Regions from separate parts of the Homo sapiens genome. Here region 1 is linked to region 2. The links are chromatin loops, found by intact Hi-C in ENCODE. Cell type or tissue: mesothelial cell of epicardium. All regions are shown on one strand. Links, peaks and the distances in the headings refer to the core of each region. The heading gives the core; the rest is flanking DNA. Region 1 holds the start of NCR2 (natural cytotoxicity triggering receptor 2). Region 2 overlaps TREM1 (triggering receptor expressed on myeloid cells 1).

Region 1 (9,085 bases), core at 306-8,305, 53 kb before region 2:
TCAATCACCTTTAGGCACACTTTCAAATGAACAATGTATACAGTTTTTATAAATTTTTCCCTATGTGATATTTGTTCTGATTGTATTCATTAAAATGTAATTTTATGTTTGTCAAATTTAATAAATGTTGGGCTTGTACTTTATATATCTTTTTCTTATTTTTCTAGTAATTTTTTTTTACTGTATTTTACAAAAAAAATTACTCATGTGAATTGCAGATTTTTTTTTAGAAGGTCCTCTTCCACAGGAACTGTGGGTAGCTCTGCTCTGAGCAGGAGTTTGGCACACTTTCTGTAAAGGGTCAGGGATGAGCCATGTGGTCTCTGTCACAGCTGCTCAATTTTGCTGTCACAGCATGAAAAGGGCCACAGACAATAGGTAATTGAGTGGGCATGGCTGTGTTCCAAAAAATAACTCCACTTATAGGCACTGAAATTTGAATTTCCTGTATGTCACAAAATATTGTTTTTCTTTTGATTTTTTTTCACTCATTCTTAGTTTTTTTCACTCATTCTTAGTCCCCGATCTGGACTATGAGGGATACCCATAGTATCTTGGTATCTAGACTACCCAGATACCACTGGCTCTACATGGTGGGGGCAGCCAGTGGATGCACCTTTCCTGGGCACCTACTATGTACCAAAGATGCCGGGTGGTCCTGCCCTCCTGTAGCAGGGTCATATAGGCTGACTGGTCAGCATGCTCACCGGGTCTGTTTCAGCATCTCTCAGGAGGCCCAGGCTGCAGGCTTGGGAGTCATGCAGACTGTGAGATGGCTGCTCTTGTGCACATATGAGTTCCCCCTGCACCTGTTCCCAACAGCCTTCCCAGGAGACTGGGGCGTGGGCATGGGTGGCTTCCACGATTGGGAAACCAGGGGTGATGGAGGCACCAAAAGGGGGTGAGGGGCACCCCTCTGAGGACCCTAGGGAAAGAGCTCACCTGGAGATACCACCAGATAGAATCTGACGGACTTAGAGACAGAGTTGTCAGAAGGGCGGTAGATTCTACACCAGTAATGTCCTGAGTCTTCCTCTCTCAGATCAGTCATGGTGACAGTGAAGAAGCCAGCATCAGGGTCGTCCCAGATTGTGAATCGAGAGGTCCAAGCCATCGTCCTGGGCTTGGAGCTGGTGACTAACCTGATGCACACAAGTGCTGAAGCCTCCTTACACCAGCCTTTCTTCTCGTAGAGACTGCCCGTGGGCGGGTACTGGCATCTCACGGTTAGCGTCTGCCCTGCCACACTTTGAAGTACCTGAGCCTTGGATTGTGCCTGAGAGCCTGGAGAATGATGAAGTAACGCATAGGTCAAGGCCACGCGCACAACCTGCCTCACAGCAGGCCTCTGGCCACAGAGCCACCTGCTCCCTGACCCTGCTGTCCTGACAGTCCCCACCACACCCATCTCCTCTGCTCCCTGGGCTCCTCCTCCCCCTCACCTGGGAACAGCAGCAGCAGCAGTAGCAGTGGGTGTAGGGCTCGCCAGGCCATGTGGTCCTTTTCCTGTGCGCTCATGGGAGGGGACACCTGGAGAAGACTGGGGAGAGGGAATTGGGAGCTGGGCCTGATTCTGCTGCTCTTCCAGCACGTCTGATAGAAAAATGAGACAGGCTGAGGCCTGGGTTGGGGAGATGGGAGACTGCAAAGGGCAGATTCTGTGGGCACAGGGAAGTGGGGATCTCCAGCTGTAGGTGAGTCTGGGTCTGGTGGGCTCGGCGCTGTCTGGCACACAGCTTCCCAGGCCTCTGTAGAAGATGCCTGCTCTCCCCTGTGCCCAGCTGCCCCTCCCCACCATGACCTACCCCTGAGGGAGGAGCTGAAAAGGCCAGGAGGAAACTGTGGGCGAGTTATGGACTGCTTCCCCCTTGCTCCCTCTGTGTGCTGCCTCTCTTCTTTGCAGGGCCCTAGCTTTGCCGCCCTTTCCAGGGAAAGGCAGGCTGAGGGTGGATGACAAACTCAGGGGCACTTGGAACCCTGATCACAAGCCCCAAGCCTCACTGGTCACAGGATGGCCAGGGACGTCATGCCCAGGCCTCCATGGTGGGTCAGTGATGTGCTTCCACTCTGGGAGTTTCGTGGGTGCGGGAAAGGAGAGGGGAGAGGAGGTGGAGATTCAAAACCAGCAAGGGAGGCTAGGGAGGGTCCCTGGCAAAGGTCGGGGAGGGGAGGGTGGGAAGAGCACACGGAGCATGGGATGCATCAGTGGGGTGGGGTAGAGGGAGCCCAGGAACCAGGACCTGGCCTCATCTCTGCATCCTGGACCTCTGCCACTTAAGGACCCTGGAGAAATATTGTTTAATTAAAACATAAACAGATGAAAGACTCTAGCATATTTTTCTTTAGTTAATGTCAGCACTTTGAAGATTCAGTTTTAAAATACGATGCAATTTACAAAGAGAACGAGCTAATATATCTTAGGACTGGTAGAGACACTGTGTGTAATTGCAGTTGCACCACTGGGGGCTCTGCTGGACTGGCGATCTGCTGCCGGGAGCTCTGTGAACAGAGGTAATAACTGAGACGGGAATTGGAACTTGTCAAGTGGACTCGATTCCAAGTCCACTGCTTTGCCTGCCCCTGGACTCCTGCTCTCCACTCCATCTCAGTACACTGCCCTTCTCCTTACAGTAGGAGTATGCAGAGACTGAGAATGGGAAAGGCAGAGGGGTATGCAAAAGGAGGACACAGTAGGGCTATCAGATGTTGGCGCCCAAGGGCCCAAGGTGGGAAAGCAGGCTGGAGCTCCAGAGCTAGAAGACAGCTCAGGGAGCGATGCCCGCCACTCACTCACACAAGCATTATTTACAAAGCATTCTCATGCACACTTTCTCAAGACCCTCAGCAGGTTCGCGAGGGAGACATTACTTCTCTTTTTCACAGATGTGAGAACTGAGGCCCAGATATGGTCAGCCACCTGCTCAGAGTCACACAGGACCAGAACAGGCCTCCTGACTTCGGTCTGGAGCCTTCCGGCTGGTCTGGTTGAAATGCGACCCACAGACATGACAGGAAACCAGGGGTGAGAAAGAGGCTCCCACTGAATTGCACACACAGGCGGAGGTGAGCTTTTAGGGGGTTTCCTCGCCGACAGTGGGGCCCAGCTTCTCCCTGAACATAATTACATACCAAATCAGGGTGGGGGCATCCTCCCGAGGGGGAGGAAGGCGGCCCTGTCCTCAGATGGCACCGAGGCACGTCACCGTGTGTGTGTGTGTGTGTGTGTGTGTGTGTGTGTGTGTGTCAGCAACTGTGTTCCCATGCTGACTTTCCCCTTCTCTGACCCCTGCTGACTCTAAGTGACAGCTCCTTCTTGTAGCTTACAAGAGCACCCCTTGCTATGTGCCACTAGCTGTGTGTCTCTTCAGCCTGCAGCCAGCTCTGTATCGTTCTCTGCTGTGTCAGAGTGTGTCGTCTCTCCCCAGGGGACAGGAGCTCTCAAAGCGGGGAATCTGCCCCTCTCTCTGTGTTGTGGCTTCCCCACCTGTGTGAGTGGGGTGGGCACCCTCCACATAGACTTGGGGCCTTGAGCACCCTAGGGGGAGGCCCCTGCTGGAACCATCTGCACGCTCAGCTTCCTCTGGCATCTGGGACCTGGGGGCAGGGAAGCCTGGGCTTAGGCAGCCCCTCATCCAGGCTGGGACTGGCCCTGCTCCCTGGGGACCCACAACAGCCCTTGTCACAAGTTGAATTTCTGCAGGAGGGACTGGGGCAGGTAGCTGTGGTGGGATCTGGGGCCCTTTCAGAAGTCTCTTGAAGAGCTAGGGATAGTGCCTCCCCCTTGGCACGATCAGAGCAGGGCACAGCAAAGTCCTGTCAAAGAGCCTGGGGTTCTGGGGGATTCTGGGTTCCCTGCCCACCCTCTGAGAAGGTCCCTCAGAGAACTTGGGAACCTCAGCAACCTCCTCTCCCAAACTCATTGTCACACACACTCACAGGAACCCAGAGAAGGAGCTGGGAGAGCTGGAGACTTCATGTACTTGCTTTTCTAGCAAGGCCCAGTCTAGCCTGCAACAGTGGCTCCGAGCCTGGGTAGGTCCATGGGAAGGGAGGGCTGGCCTCTGATGCAGAAATGGGGAAAGCAGGGAGCCGTAGAGGTCTGGAGGTGATCCCCAAAACGCAGCACAGGGCTAAGCTAGGCTGGGCAGGGGTGAAGGGGTAGCTGTAAATTTCCCCCATGATAGAACCAGAAGTAGCAGGGACAAAAGGGAATTTCTCTCAGTGCTGATTTCACAACTGAGGGAGATGAGGTCCAGAGAAGGCAAGTAGCCTTTCCACAGTCACTCAGCTATTTCAGGGCCAAACCAGGACTAGCACCCAGGCCTCCTCTCTCCTGACCTGGTGCTCCTCCTGGGCTCAGAGATTCTCCATGGGCACTTCCTTACTCTTCATCCAGGCTTGCCTTTTGCAGATCCAAGGAGTCTTCTCCCTGAACCCCAACAAGTCTGCTTATACCTCTGACCCCAATGGCTCTCTGCCCCAGCTCCAGCAGGATCCTTCAGTCATCAATTGCCCTGACAGGGTTATTCCTGCTCCCATGACAATGGTCCCATAACAATGGCCCTTCCTGGTCCCAGGATGCCAGGTTCAAAGCATCTGGTCTCAGAGCAGCTTTTTCCCTGCCAGAGAGGTCAGAGGGACCTGAGCTACTGCCCACACAAGGCTGCAGTCTGGGCGCACAGCTCCCTCACAGGAAGTTCAGGGTGGGTCAGGCACAGAACCAGGCTTCCACCCTAAGCACCCTGCGGGAGGCCTGGGCTCAGGGAGTGCAGGAAGCAGCCATCTCCCCAGCTGGGTTCTCCCTGCTTCTTCTCCTTCCTTACTCCATGGAACCAACCCCATCCTCCAACCCCCTCACCCCGTTCAGCCGCCCCCAGGGCCCCGGTCTCTGTGCTGCCTGGTGCTGTCAGCCCTTCATGTGCTCCCGAGCTGCAGGCTGGAGCAGGGGGAGTATGGCTGGGTTTGGCCTGGGGCCAGAGAGGAGGAGCGAAATGGAGCACAGTGGGGACAGCTGTGCTGGTAAAGGTGGTCAGCCTCAGAAGATGAGACAAAAATCAGGGGTAGGGTTAGAAAATTATGTTTAACATCGATTTCAATATCCTTTGGCCGTCATCTCTGTTTGCTCATTTGCTTATTACAGGCCAATCAAGATCCTTGCCTTTAAACTCTCAGGCCCTCACCCAAGTGCACCCACACTCACACAGACACTCACTCCCTCCTTCAGCACTCCCTCCTTCAGCAGACCACTCTGCTCCATAGAAACCAGCCCCAAGTTAGGGGGTGACAGAGCTGGAGAAGGGCAGTCCTGGAGAGGAGCAGGGCCAGGCGGTGCACACACTTCACGAACACCCTGGGGGCAGCAGCTATGGAGGTCTCTGAAGGCTTCAGCTCAGCACAGGCCGAGGGGCGATGCTCAGCTCTTGCCACTCTGGGACAGCTGAGATAATGAGTAAGGAAGGGGCCATCCAGTGCCTGCAGAAGACACCTACCAGTACCTAAATCCCTGCTGTGGTGGGACCCTCCCACATTGCTGTCCCCAGCCCCTCTGGAACACTCCCTGTGCATCTGATCCAACGCCCCAAACAGGGGAGACCAAACCCAGTTCAGCCTCTTTGCCCAACCTGAGAATCTTCCTCCTCCATGATCTCCCCTCTTGCTTTAATTTCCCTAAATCACTCAGTCACCACCACGGCCAGCTCCGGCTCCCCTCTGTCCCCGCTCTGTTCTGCCAAGTTCAGGCTGCCCAGCTCAAACACGTATCTGCACATCTGCCCTTAGCTGACTCCTCCCTTCAGCCTCCACCTTCTCAGGGGCTCCTGTGGACAGCTCCTGGGGGAATTCTCCCTGTGCAGCATCTTGACAGGGCCCCAGCCCTTACTCTCTCCGAAGCCTACTGGAGATCACTCTGCAGGGAATGCATTGCAGGTTCCACAAGGCCTGGCCCGGTGTGGTATCCCATCTCTGCCACCTCCATTTCAAATGCACTTCTGCAAGCCAAGAGAAGGCCCTACTGTCTGGAAAAGTAGGCCTTCTTCCTTCTGTGCTTAGATTCTAACGGGGAACATGGAGGGAAGAAAGGGTCGGTGTGGCCCACTGGACCCCCTGGCATTCTCTCTTCCAGCCCCCTATCTTTGTAAATGGAAGAAAATAAATAAATAAAAAAAAGATAAATCCAAGTTAAACAAGAAAAGTGGCCACCGATACGTTTGATTTCCGAGTGTTAAAAACAAAATAAGAAAAATTAGAATGTCAGAAGTAGAAGCCTCAACAGCTCAAAATACCAACATGAGAATATTCCCTCAATTCATCTATGCATTAATACTATTTGACAATCAAGTATCTCATACATTTGAGAAAAATTAATAGCATGAAGGTAAACCATCAATACAAGCACACAGAACACCTGAATTTAGAATTAATGTCAATAATTCATGAAATGGATGAGCAACTTTCAATAATTGAAATAAACATTCTCAGAGATATTTGCAAGAATGTCTTATCTCCTTATTCATCAGATATTTACAGATTAAAACAAATTGCAATATTTATTCATTAATTTGACAAATATTTTAAAAGCTTGTCCTACTCTCTTGGCAAGGGTGTGGAGAAGTGGGTGTTATGTTCAAAGTGGGAATAGAAACTGTTCAGCATTTCTGAATGCAAATAATAAGGATCTAAGATGTTTAATATGTGCATTCCTTGACTTGTCAATTCCATTTCAAGGATTCACCCATCCTTGAGAAATACACACACAGGCACAAAAGGAGATTTACAAAGACGCTCATCACTGATTGTTTATAATAATGATCTCCACAGGGGAATTAATAACATAACTTCTGGTCCACGTCTTCTATACAGCACCATGTAAAGGTTAAAAAAGAATACAGCTTGTGTGCAAATGTAGCTAGATCTCCAAACATCTTGTTAAATTTAATAATTGCTGCAGAATGACATGTATGGTATAATCCCACTTATATACAGTAAACTGAACTCAAAATGGTTTGTCTGTGCACATAAACCTCTTATCTGTACAAACACAGAAATTTTCTGTTTGTGAAAAGCTATACATCAAACTAATAATAGCAGTCTTTTGGGGCAATAACTATGATGAATGTTGGGGAAGAAGTGGTGAAGGGAACTTTATCTGTAGTCTGTTGCAATGTTTGTTCCTTTACCCAGCTTTAGTAAGGTATAACTGACCAATAAAAATTGTATATTTTTAGTGTATTACAAGATGCTTGGATATATGTATACATGGTGGAATGATTAAATCACGCTGATTTAACATATCCATCACCTCACATACTTATCTTTTTTTGTGGTGTAAACATTTAAGATCTACTCTCTTAGTCCTTTTTTTTTTTTTTTGAGACGGAGTCTCGCTCTGTCGCTCAGGCTGGAGTGCAGTGGCGTGATCTCAGCTCACTGCAAGCTCTGCCTCCCGGGTTCACACCATTCTCCCGCCTCAGCCTCCTGAGTAGCTTGGACTACAGGGCCTGCCACCATGCCTGGCTAATTTTGTTTTTGTATTTTTAGCAGTTTTGTTTTTGTATTTTTAGTAGAAACGGGGTTTCACTGTGTTAGCCGGGAGGGTCTCGATCTCCTGACCTCATGATCCGCCCGCCTCAGCCTCCCAAAGTGCTGGGATTACAGGTGTGAGCCACCGTGCCTGGCCCTCTCTTAGTACTTTACAAGTACACAATATATTATTATTAACTGTAGTCACCACGCTGTATAATAGATCTCCAGAACTTATTCATCCTGTCTAACTGAAACTTTGTACACTTCGACCAACATCTGCAATGTTTGTTTTTAATAAAAAGTCTTTATATATATATACATATATATGTTGATTGTGTAATGAATATAATATTTAAAATATTGTATTAAAAAGCGTTTTATTTTTATTTTTTGAGATGGAGTCTCGCTCTGTTGCCCAGGTGGGAGTTCAGTGACACGATCTCGGTTCACCGCAACCTCCGCCTCCTGGGTTCAAATGATTCTCCTGCTTCAGCCTCCTGAGAAGCTGGGATTAGAGGCGCCCGCCACCACACCTGGCTAATTTTTGTATTTTTGGTAGAGACGGGGTTTCACCATGTTGGCCAGACTGGTCTTGAACTCCTGACTTCAAGTGATCTGCCCACTTGGCCTCCCAAAGTGCTGAGATTACAGGCGTGAGCCACTGTGCCTGGCCAAAAAGGGAGGTGGAATGAAAAAAATGGGCAAAGCAGAGGACCCAGTGACTTTGGATCCTGGGGCCAACATTGGTGGGGCATGTGGGTGGTGGCCCCAGGACAGGTCATGAACCATGGCTTTCCTGTGCCTAAGGTAAGGGGCTTCTCCGAAAGACTCTGAGGCAATACACTTGGAAATGAAAGTGTAAGGGAATAAGTGAGAACACAATATACAGGAGATGAGCCTGCAGAGAGGGTAATTAAACAAACTTGCCACTAGGCAATGTGGGCAGGAGAAGAGCTGCTGAAGACTGCTAGGGGAGCTAGTAAAGGAGTGATCAACAGTCTGTTGGGTTCTGGCACAGCCAAGGTCCTGGGGCTGCAGGCAAGTCTGCAGAAAGGGTCCCACAGTGGAGCAGAAGGGTCATTGCCAGGCTCTGTTCAGCCCCTGGGGACATTTCCCCAAGACCCTCTAGGGCCACTGACCTGAGTCTGGGCTTGTCCAGCTGCCTTCAGACGCATCCTGTGCTTTCCAGCGGCCCTTGTCATTGCTGTTTGTGGGATCCAAGGTAGGGGCTGCCTCCAAGCATTTGTCATGGGGACTCCAGGGCAGACCAGTGCCTGTGTGGCAAGGTACATTCATCTTAGGCCAATTCATCCAGCCCATCTACCCAGAGCCATTAGGAGTGCACCTAGGACGCAGGCTGAAGTGAATCTCAATCCCATCATTTGCAATATGGAGACACAGCATCTGTCCCACAGAATCCTTGTGAGCATCACACGAGATATTGTATGTAAAAGCTTGGTGCGTAATAGACATGAGTTACTATTGCTAAAAGTAAAAGAATTCTAGCTTATTTTTATTGTAAAAATATTTGTTTCAGCACTGTATAGATCTATTAAGAGAACTA
Region 2 (9,085 bases), core at 445-8,444:
ATCCCCAATTCTAGATGGTTAACCCAGTTCGGACTCCAAGAATGTGATGGAAACTATTGTCACTGTAACCCAGGGGTTCTCAAACATGGCACTATTGACATTTGGGGTGGGATGATTCTTTGTTGTGGGGGCTGTCCTGTGCACTGTAGATTGCTTAGCCTGGTATCCATTAGATGTTAGTAGCATCCACCCCTCTCCCTGGTTATAACAACCAAAAATGTCTAGATATTGTCCAGTGTTTCAGGGAGAGTTGTGGCGGGGAGCAAAAATTGCTCCCCAGTGGAGAACCACTGCTGTGACTCCGTGACATCAAAAATAGGAGGGGGCATTTCTTGGCTCAGGTAACTGGGAAGTACAAGGGGTGCTCCTTTGGAGCACAGCTGAGTCCATGACTCAGATAACGTGGGTTTTTTTCTCTCTTTCTTTCTCTCCCCTCCACTATCCCCCTCTTCCTTCCTCCCACTCACTTTCTGCCTGTTTAGCCATTCTCGGGCAGCCTATTCCTACGTGGTAGAAAGTTTCACATAATAAAGTTTCACATCTCATTGACCTGTGAATCCCAGCAAGAAGCATTTCCATTAATGGCTACAGCAGTCTCAGGGAGGACTCTGATTGGTCCAGCTCAGCCATGTGCTCCTTCCTAAACCAATCAGCCTGGCAGGGAGATGGGGTACTTTGTGTATGTGTGTGTGTGTGTGTGTGTTTTTTTTTTTAACAGAGTCTTGCCCTGTGGCCCAGGCTGGAGTGCAGTGTTGTGATCTTGGCTCACTGTAACCTCCACCTCCCGGGTTCAAGTGATTCTCCCACCTCAGCCTCCCATGTATCTGGGACTACAGGTGTGCACCACCATGCCTGGCTAATTTTTTTGTATTTTTAGTAGAGGCAAGGTTTCACCATGTTGGCCAGGCTGGTCTCGAACTCCCGACCTCAGGTGATCTGACCTCCTCATCCTCCCAAAGTGTGGGATTACATGCGTGAGCCACTGTGCCTGGCCCCGAGATGGGGTACTTGGATTGGCAAATCCTGTGTCCTGTGCCCATCCTTGAGAATGTGGGCTGCCCCAACAGTAGAGCCACACAGGATCGTTCCCTTGGAAAGGGGTGCTCTGCTACCCAAGGAAGGGAAAAAGGAGTGCCAGGCAGTCAGATATCCATGCCCATCATGCCCTCCAGACGGCTTCCTCACTGTTTGTCCAAAGGTCTTTTGAGCTGATCTCCTTGCCCTGACTTAGATGAAGTTCCTCAAGGTGTCCTTGGAGCCACTCTCTGCTAGCACCGTGTCTTTGCGTTCACTTTTTATGTCATACGCCCTTGTAATCGATCCCTCCCACCATGCTGCAGCCACTCGTGGTCTTAGTACAATATCCCATGTTCTGTCTCCAGGCAGGCAGTTTCTTCCTCTCAAAGTCAGTCTTCCTCTTCTGATCATTTATGAAATTTGATCCTCATGCACCATATGCAGTCTCTTATAGTAAAAAACCTACTCACAGTGGAAAGATCTGAGGTCTAGTGCTGGCTTGCAGGGCAAGTTGTATTTTCTCTGGAGGCCTCAAGAACCTCATCTGAAATATGGGTGGTTGGACAAGAAAAACAGGGGGCTCCTCTCCTTTTTCCCCACTCAGAGAGAGAAAAATAATTCCTCACAGAACCCATTCTCTTTCCCTGCTTATAGAACTCCGAGCTGCAACTAAATTAACTGAGGAAAAGTATGAACTGAAAGAGGGGCAGACCCTGGATGTGAAATGTGACTACACGCTAGAGAAGTTTGCCAGCAGCCAGAAAGCTTGGCAGATAATAAGGGACGGAGAGATGCCCAAGACCCTGGCATGCACAGAGAGGCCTTCAAAGAATTCCCATCCAGTCCAAGTGGGGAGGATCATACTAGAAGACTACCATGATCATGGTTTACTGCGCGTCCGAATGGTCAACCTTCAAGTGGAAGATTCTGGACTGTATCAGTGTGTGATCTACCAGCCTCCCAAGGAGCCTCACATGCTGTTCGATCGCATCCGCTTGGTGGTGACCAAGGGTGAGTGGCCTGGGACTTGGGGGGAAAGAAGGGCCAGGTGAGGAAAGGGGCAGTGGTGGTAGCATCAGCAGAGCTGGGGTTCAGGATTCCCAGCAGTCTGTCTTCCTCCCAGGACCTCTTTATCTCTCATCTAAGGTCCAGTAGTAAGTAGAACCTTCCATGCATGAGATTCTCCTTGGATAGCACAGCCTAATTTTGGGTGCTGTGGTAGGAATTGGGGTACAATTAAGGTGAGTGGTAGATTTGGGATAATTTAGTCCCATTCTTTGTTCTCCACTTAGAAGTCATGTCCTGACTCCCCCTCCCAAGGATGCGTTTGGTGGCATGCCTGTGTGCTTCTGAAGCAGCCCCTCTCACATCTTTCTGTGGGCACAGACCACCTGGGGATCTTATTTCAAATGCACACTCCAACTGAATGGGTACAGGGGTCTGCATCTCTATTGATCTCCCAGGTGATGCCAATGCTGATGGTCCATGGCTCCCATTTTGGGGGAGCAAGTCTCCAGAGCTCATTTTGTGTCCCCTTGTACACAACTCTACTCACTGGATAGGAGAGGGGGGTTTACTTATCTGTACCCTATTCATTTCAGAACTGCTTGAGGGAAGCACCTGTGCCTTCCTGGGCTCTGCACCCCTAGCAAATAATGTAGTTTCTGACACAAAGTAGGCCCTCAGGAGATGTTGCATTAAGGAATGAATTATGGAAGACAGAGGAAAGGGAAGCAGGCTCAAGTTCCCAGCACCTGGGGAATTCTAAGCCTGAGGAAGACAAGGTGCACACACAATATATTAATAAAAGATAACTTTTAAAGCAATATGCCATAAGCCAGGTGAACGAAAGGCAGAGTGAATCAAGTAAGCCTGGAATTATTCTTGGAGAAGGTTGGGGCACAAGAATTGGTGAAGAACAGAAGGCAAGTTCATTTCCAACAGTACGAATGACAAAAAATTCCTTTCTTCTTCTCTCTTTCTGCTCTCCCTCACTTCCTGCCCTTTTTTTCTTCTTTCCTTTTTTCGATTTCTGACTCAGGTTGACTCCACAGTATTTCTTTGGCTTTAGCAAAGGAAAACTTTGCATTTGGGCCATGCTCATTTCCCTCCTCAGCTTCATTTACCGTACCACCTACCCGTCCATCAACTCATCCACATTTTCATCCATACATCCATACATCCATTCACCCACCCATCCACCCATTCATCATCCATCTGTCCATCCATCCATCCAATGTGTCTTCTTGCAGGTTTTTCAGGGACCCCTGGCTCCAATGAGAATTCTACCCAGAATGTGTATAAGATTCCTCCTACCACCACTAAGGCCTTGTGCCCACTCTATACCAGCCCCAGAACTGTGACCCAAGCTCCACCCAAGTCAACTGCCGATGTCTCCACTCCTGACTCTGAAATCAACCTTACAAATGTGACAGATATCATCAGGTATAGTTTCCAGGTCCCTGGGCCCCTGGTTTGGACACTGAGCCCTTTGTTTCCCAGTCTGTGTGCTGAGAGGATGTGAAAGTGAGGGAAAGGGGAGGGTGGGGCAGGAGAAGACTTGAGTCACATTAGTCTGGGTAGAAATGTCCAGGGGAAGAAGGAAGTGGTGATGGAGAATAGGGGAGGCTCTCAGCCAGGCTGTCCTTCTCCCCAGTTCACCTTCTTTGTTTCCTTGCAACCTGAGTATTAAAGAGAGGGAAATGGCATCTTCCCCAAGTTCCAGTGGAGCTCATCCAACCCCAGGGGCCTGATGGGCAGTGGGAAAGCACTCTGAGTGAGGGGCCCTGGATCTAGTGTTGGCCTGACTAACTGAATGTGACTTTGGGTGAGTCAGGAACCCTCTCTGGCTTTAGCTTCTTTGACAATTCAGTAGGCATGGTAGAAACCCAAAGCTGGAAGACATTGTCCACCTAATAACTCTCAGCAGGAGCTGGAGCTGGGGCTAAATGCAGTATTGGTTTTTGCCTTATTGTTTTTTAAATAACATTGTTGCATGTGCCCAATTATAGATAAATAGAATCAGAATTTTTGCAGATGAGGTCCCTCTCAGTATTTTTAATAAGATGTTTAGGAGATTTCTAATGTGTAGGCAAACTTAAGAACCACTAACTTAGCAATTTCACACCTCTTTACAGTTATTAAATGTTGATTTATATTAGAATGTGTTTATCATTAAATACTGAATTATCAGGATGGAAATACTTTTCCACATCACCACTAGTCTAACATGTCTTTTTTCTCATATTCTCTTCTAGTCTTTATTCATGTTTATACATATTTTAATATGGCAGTAAGTCTAATTATACATGTTTTTATTCTTTTCCTTGCTGAAATTATTCTTTGATGCTGCTACCTAAATTTCATAAATATAATTTCAATGAGTGCATATTTTTCTATCAATTGGGAAAGCCATAACTTACATAACCATTGGCCTGTTCTTAGACATTGATATAGTGTTGATAACTCTGAGATAAACATATTCTTGCAGATATATTTTTCTTCTTTTAAATAATTAACTCGAAATTTCCATGAGATAATTTAAACACTGATATCATTTTGTATACAAATAGCATCTACCAATGGTCTTCCAAAAGATTGGAAACAATTTGCAGTGTGATCCATTAAGCATAAATAAAGCAGTGTCATGGCAGGCTTACAGACACGGATTTAGTCTTTTAAATCATTAAATAGTGTGAGTTAAATCACATTCCTGCTAAAACAAATGTGAACTGGTGCCTGCTCTAATTTCTCTATGAGTGTAGACTCCACCTCCATATGGGTAGTGGCAGTGCCTTTTTCCCCATTATGTTGTTTGGGGAACAAAGTGCTCATTAAACTTCTGTGGAATAAATCAAACGAATGATCTACTAAGAGTCAATTTTTTTTTTTCCTCTACTTTCATTTTGCAATACATAAGTTAAGAGAACATAATCTTTGCCCATATTCTTACTTTTACCGGAAGGAGGGCCTTAAGTGTAAGCTGTCCAGGTTCTGGGCCTTTTAATCAAAGTATTGGAGAAGACGCACAAAGTAACAAAGGAATGAAGCAGTGAAAGCAGGAATTTATTTAAGCGAGAAAGCGCTCCCCAGGGTAGAAGTGGCCCCACGCAAGTGGCTCAAGGGCCAAGTTACAAAGTTTTCTGGGTTTTAAGTACTCCACGTGAAGTTCCTCCCAGTTACCCCTTATCTGGATGAAGCATTTGGTTTGTGGCTAACTAAAGGCTAAGGTGAATTGGCGCCCTCTGTGGGTAAAGGGATGGTCGTCTCTGCTTGGCTCAGGGCCAATCTAAGACACTCTCCCTTTCCAGCTGAGACGTGGTGGAAGGGGGAGGGCTGTAGGGAGAGTAGCCTTTGATTCTTTGCTGCTGGGGCATGGGGAGATGGGGTTTTTCCTTTTGTTTTAGCTTTAGAAAGTTTATGTTAATTGGCCTTAGGTTCCCTGACCCCAGCCCCAGGAGTTTTCCTTTTGATCCAGCTATGGGAAGTCAGCACGAATCCATCCTAGATTTCTTGCCCCTAGACCTTGGTGTTGCTCCATGATTCAGCATGAATTGGTCTTACGTTCCTGCCTCCAGACCCTATTCTCCTGCCTTGCTGCTAGAGACTGCATCTCTCTTTTATCTGTTAACTTTATCTATCATCTAATATGAACTATCCTTTCAGCCAAAATCCAGTCTGGAAAGTGGAATCCACACTAGCTGTTTGAAAAGAAGAAGCTTTTTTTCTTTTTCTTTTCTTTTTTTTTTTGAGACACGGTCTCACTCTGTCAATCAGGCTGGAGTGGAGTGGCACGATCATGGCTCACTGTAGCCTCAACCTCCTCCCACCTTTGCCTCCCAAGTAGCTGGGACCACAGGTGCATACCACCAGGACAGCTAATACTTTTTATTATTTTTGTAGAGATGGGGGTCTCCCTGTGTTGCCCAGGCTGATCTCGAATTCTTGGGATCAAGTGATCCTCCCACCTCGGCCTCCCAAAGTGCTGGGATTACAAGTGTGAGCCACCACATCCAGCCATGAAACGAAGGAATTTAATGCAGGGAATTGTTTGCCCAGGTGATGGAAGAGCTGAGACGCTATCCTGGGGATGGAGAGGCACTGCAGAGGTAGCCACTATCACCCTATCTCTAGGTAGTTTCCCCAGAAGCAAGCTGTAAAGTCTTGTTAAAATGTTTTAGGACTAGGTGTTGTGGCTCACACATATAATCCCAGCACTTTGGCAGGCTGAGGTGGGAGAATCACTTGAGCCCAGGAATTTGAGATTAGCTTGGGCAACATAGCAAGACTCCGTCTTTACAAAAAAATAATAAAAAAATTAGCAGGGCATGGTGGCATGCACCCATGGTCCCAGCTACTCGGGAGGCTGAGGCAGGAGGATCACTTGAGCCTGGGAGATCAAGGCTTCAGTGAGCTGTGATCAAGCCACTGTACTCCAGCCTGGGCAACAGAGCAAGATCCTGCTCTCTTTCTCTCTAAAAAAAAAAAAAAAAAAAAAAGACAAAAAGAAAAATGTTTTAGGAAGTGATTTCTGGCAAAGCCATTGAGGAAGTGGGACCAGGAAGGGAAGGAAGCCAAGCAAGCGTGTCATAACCAAGGGGTATCTCACAGGATAACTCTGGCTCAGTCTTGTTAAGGAGCTCTGGGGACTCCTGGGTCACATTTGGAGTTGTCCCTATAAGGGGCAGTAACTGAGCAAGGGCAGCTCTAACCAAGGCCAAGCACATGAATTCCTGGCCCTTCAGGGGGTTGGTAGCTTGTGTGCAGCCTCGAAAAAAATGCAGATGGTGGCCTGTTGGGAGTGGACATGCCCCAGGAGTTCAGCATAGGAAAATGGTAAAGCACTCAGAGTGGATAATGCAGAGCACTGGCAGGAGAGACTTGGGGAGGAGGTGCAGTGAGCAGAGCCCGGAAGCCAGGACATTCAGGTTGCAGCACTGGAATCGGGGCAGATGCTGAGGATGCTGAGTGCGCCACCATGTGAGGGGTGAGAGAGATGCTGGCTCCCTGCCCCTTGCTGCCTGTCTCTCTGCCCCATCCCTGCCCCCGTCTCTGCCCCCTGTCCCCCACCAGTTGCTGAACTCGACCAGTCAGGCTTGGGAATGTAGTCCCCTGTGCTACAAGTCAGGGCCCTTGAATGGGGGTGGATTTCAGGCAAATAGGCAGTTTTCTGCTTTCTAGCTCCTTTACGCCGTTTCCCTCTTTGCTAGTTTGTGCATGTGGTTTTAAGTTTTGTATAGGTGGGTGTGTTGATTTTAAATCAATTGCTTTGCTTTATTCCTTAATGTGTTTGATTCTATTTCCTGGTGACTTTTCTTGGATTGTTTTTTTTTTATTTTATTTAAATGTTTAGTCCGGGGGAAGATTTATTCTGCTACATGCTATAAACTGTAGAAAAGCCTACACCGTTACCATGTTGCTGTCCAGATACTGCAAGACTATTTACTAAATGATCCTCCTGCCTCTCCAAGTAGCTGGGACCATGGGTGCATGCTACCACGTCCGGCTTATCCACTGGACCTCTGATTTCCTTAGACATTATGTTCCTGCATAGCACTGGCTCTGCATCTGGCCTTTGTGTTCCATTGCCATCTGTCTGTCCCTGTGTCTTACCATGCCACATCCTTGTGCTCTCATCTGCTTGCATGTCTGCTGATGGAACTGGCCAAGTGCCCTCACTCCTTTGCATCTTTTTATTATGATACCTATTGATGTTTACCCAGAAACCTTAGAATCATTTCGCCAAAATCTATAAAATTCATGATGAGATTTTCACTACGGGTGGATTCTTCTCGGTTTATAGGTGAGGAAACCGAGCTAAAGAGGTGAGATGACCATCCCAGTAGGCAGGGTACGGTACTGAGAATAGAGAGCGGGTTTCCTGGCCAGAGTCCTCTCTCCCTACCACATCACAGGGAGGAGGATGGGCTGATCAGCCCGACTGTCTCCCTCCAGTGCCTCTCCTGGACAGGGACCTATACTCTCCACTGAATTGTTTCTAATCAGTAGTTTTTGGCAATGAGACAGACTGAAAAGCACAGGGTCAGGCAGTGCGGGAAAGGTGGAGCAAGGATCTAAGCAGAGGAGAGTGGGACATGAAGGCATTTTCTAGAGGGAACATGTGCGTGTGGGAGAGACTTTGCCAGCAGTAGCGTTCAGCCTCTTGTCTCCCGCAGGGTTCCGGTGTTCAACATTGTCATTCTCCTGGCTGGTGGATTCCTGAGTAAGAGCCTGGTCTTCTCTGTCCTGTTTGCTGTCACGCTGAGGTCATTTGTACCCTAGGCCCACGAACCCACGAGAATGTCCTCTGACTTCCAGCCACATCCATCTGGCAGTTGTGCCAAGGGAGGAGGGAGGAGGTAAAAGGCAGGGAGTTAATAACATGAATTAAATCTGTAATCACCGGCTATTTCTAAAGTCAGCGTCTCACCTTCCTGCCCACTGCCCTCGTTCCTCTAATAATCTTGGGTGGGCATTTGTGCCTCAGAAAAGAAGTTACAGCCCCAAACATGCTTGGTCCTTCATTCCACCAGCCACTTGGGGTTGGCATGAAATACAGACAGCTCAATGCTTTTCACCGTAATTCTCTTGTGGGGGCTGTGACATGCAGAAGGCACACCTGATACTTCTCCTGCTCAGTTTTGCCCTGGACCATACAATTTTGGCCTGACCTGGACAGAGCTCCCACTACAGAAGCATCCTGCTCGCCCCATGCTGGGACTTCCTCTTTCTAGCATCAGACACTTGGGTTTCATGCTTATGTGTGGTTCTTTCCAACACTCCCAGAAAAGGGTGTTGAAGATTGTGGAACCTGGAGAAATAAGACATCGTGGTGAGAAAGTGCATCCTTCTCAGAGAAAAGAGTTAAACTGAGTATCTTCTTCTGGGGAAATACTGGCAGGCCGAGATGGGATCCATAGGAGAGCAACAACAGACCATGTCAGACATCCTGTGTGCATTTATCGCTGGATCCTGAAAATAGCCCCGTGAAGGCAGAAATGTATGTGACTAGAACGAGGCCACATGAATAAGCCACTGCCCACTGGCAGGAGTGAAAACTGAAGCGCTC

The links. Peaks named below come from ENCODE experiments on the same cell type or tissue, not always from the same donor. Only the 100,000 strongest peaks of a DNase experiment are listed, where the experiment ranks them.
Region 1: a loop joins it to region 2, with 26 times the contacts of the local background. A loop is called at or near these places in 3 of 110 quality-filtered maps.

Annotation. Positions count from the first base shown.
Region 1 is chr6:41,328,286-41,337,370 of GRCh38, reverse strand. It overlaps NCR2 (natural cytotoxicity triggering receptor 2), which reads right to left and starts at 1,763. Exons shown (of 5, transcript NM_004828.4): 1 at 1,443-1,763; 2 at 943-1,284. The coding sequence starts at 1,494. RefSeq lists an enhancer at 3,016-3,145. In mesothelial cell of epicardium, for the core only: no CTCF peak of the experiment used is centred there; DNase peaks (open chromatin) are centred at 4,926, 5,605 and 5,825.
Region 2 is chr6:41,275,338-41,284,422 of GRCh38, reverse strand. It overlaps TREM1 (triggering receptor expressed on myeloid cells 1), which reads left to right. Exons shown (of 4, transcript NM_018643.5): 2 at 1,672-2,028; 3 at 3,270-3,462; 4 at 8,193-9,085. The coding sequence ends at 8,298. Among named protein-coding and RNA genes, the nearest start is that of TREM1, 6.8 kb to the left of the region's middle. In mesothelial cell of epicardium, for the core only: no CTCF peak of the experiment used is centred there; a DNase peak (open chromatin) is centred at 5,292.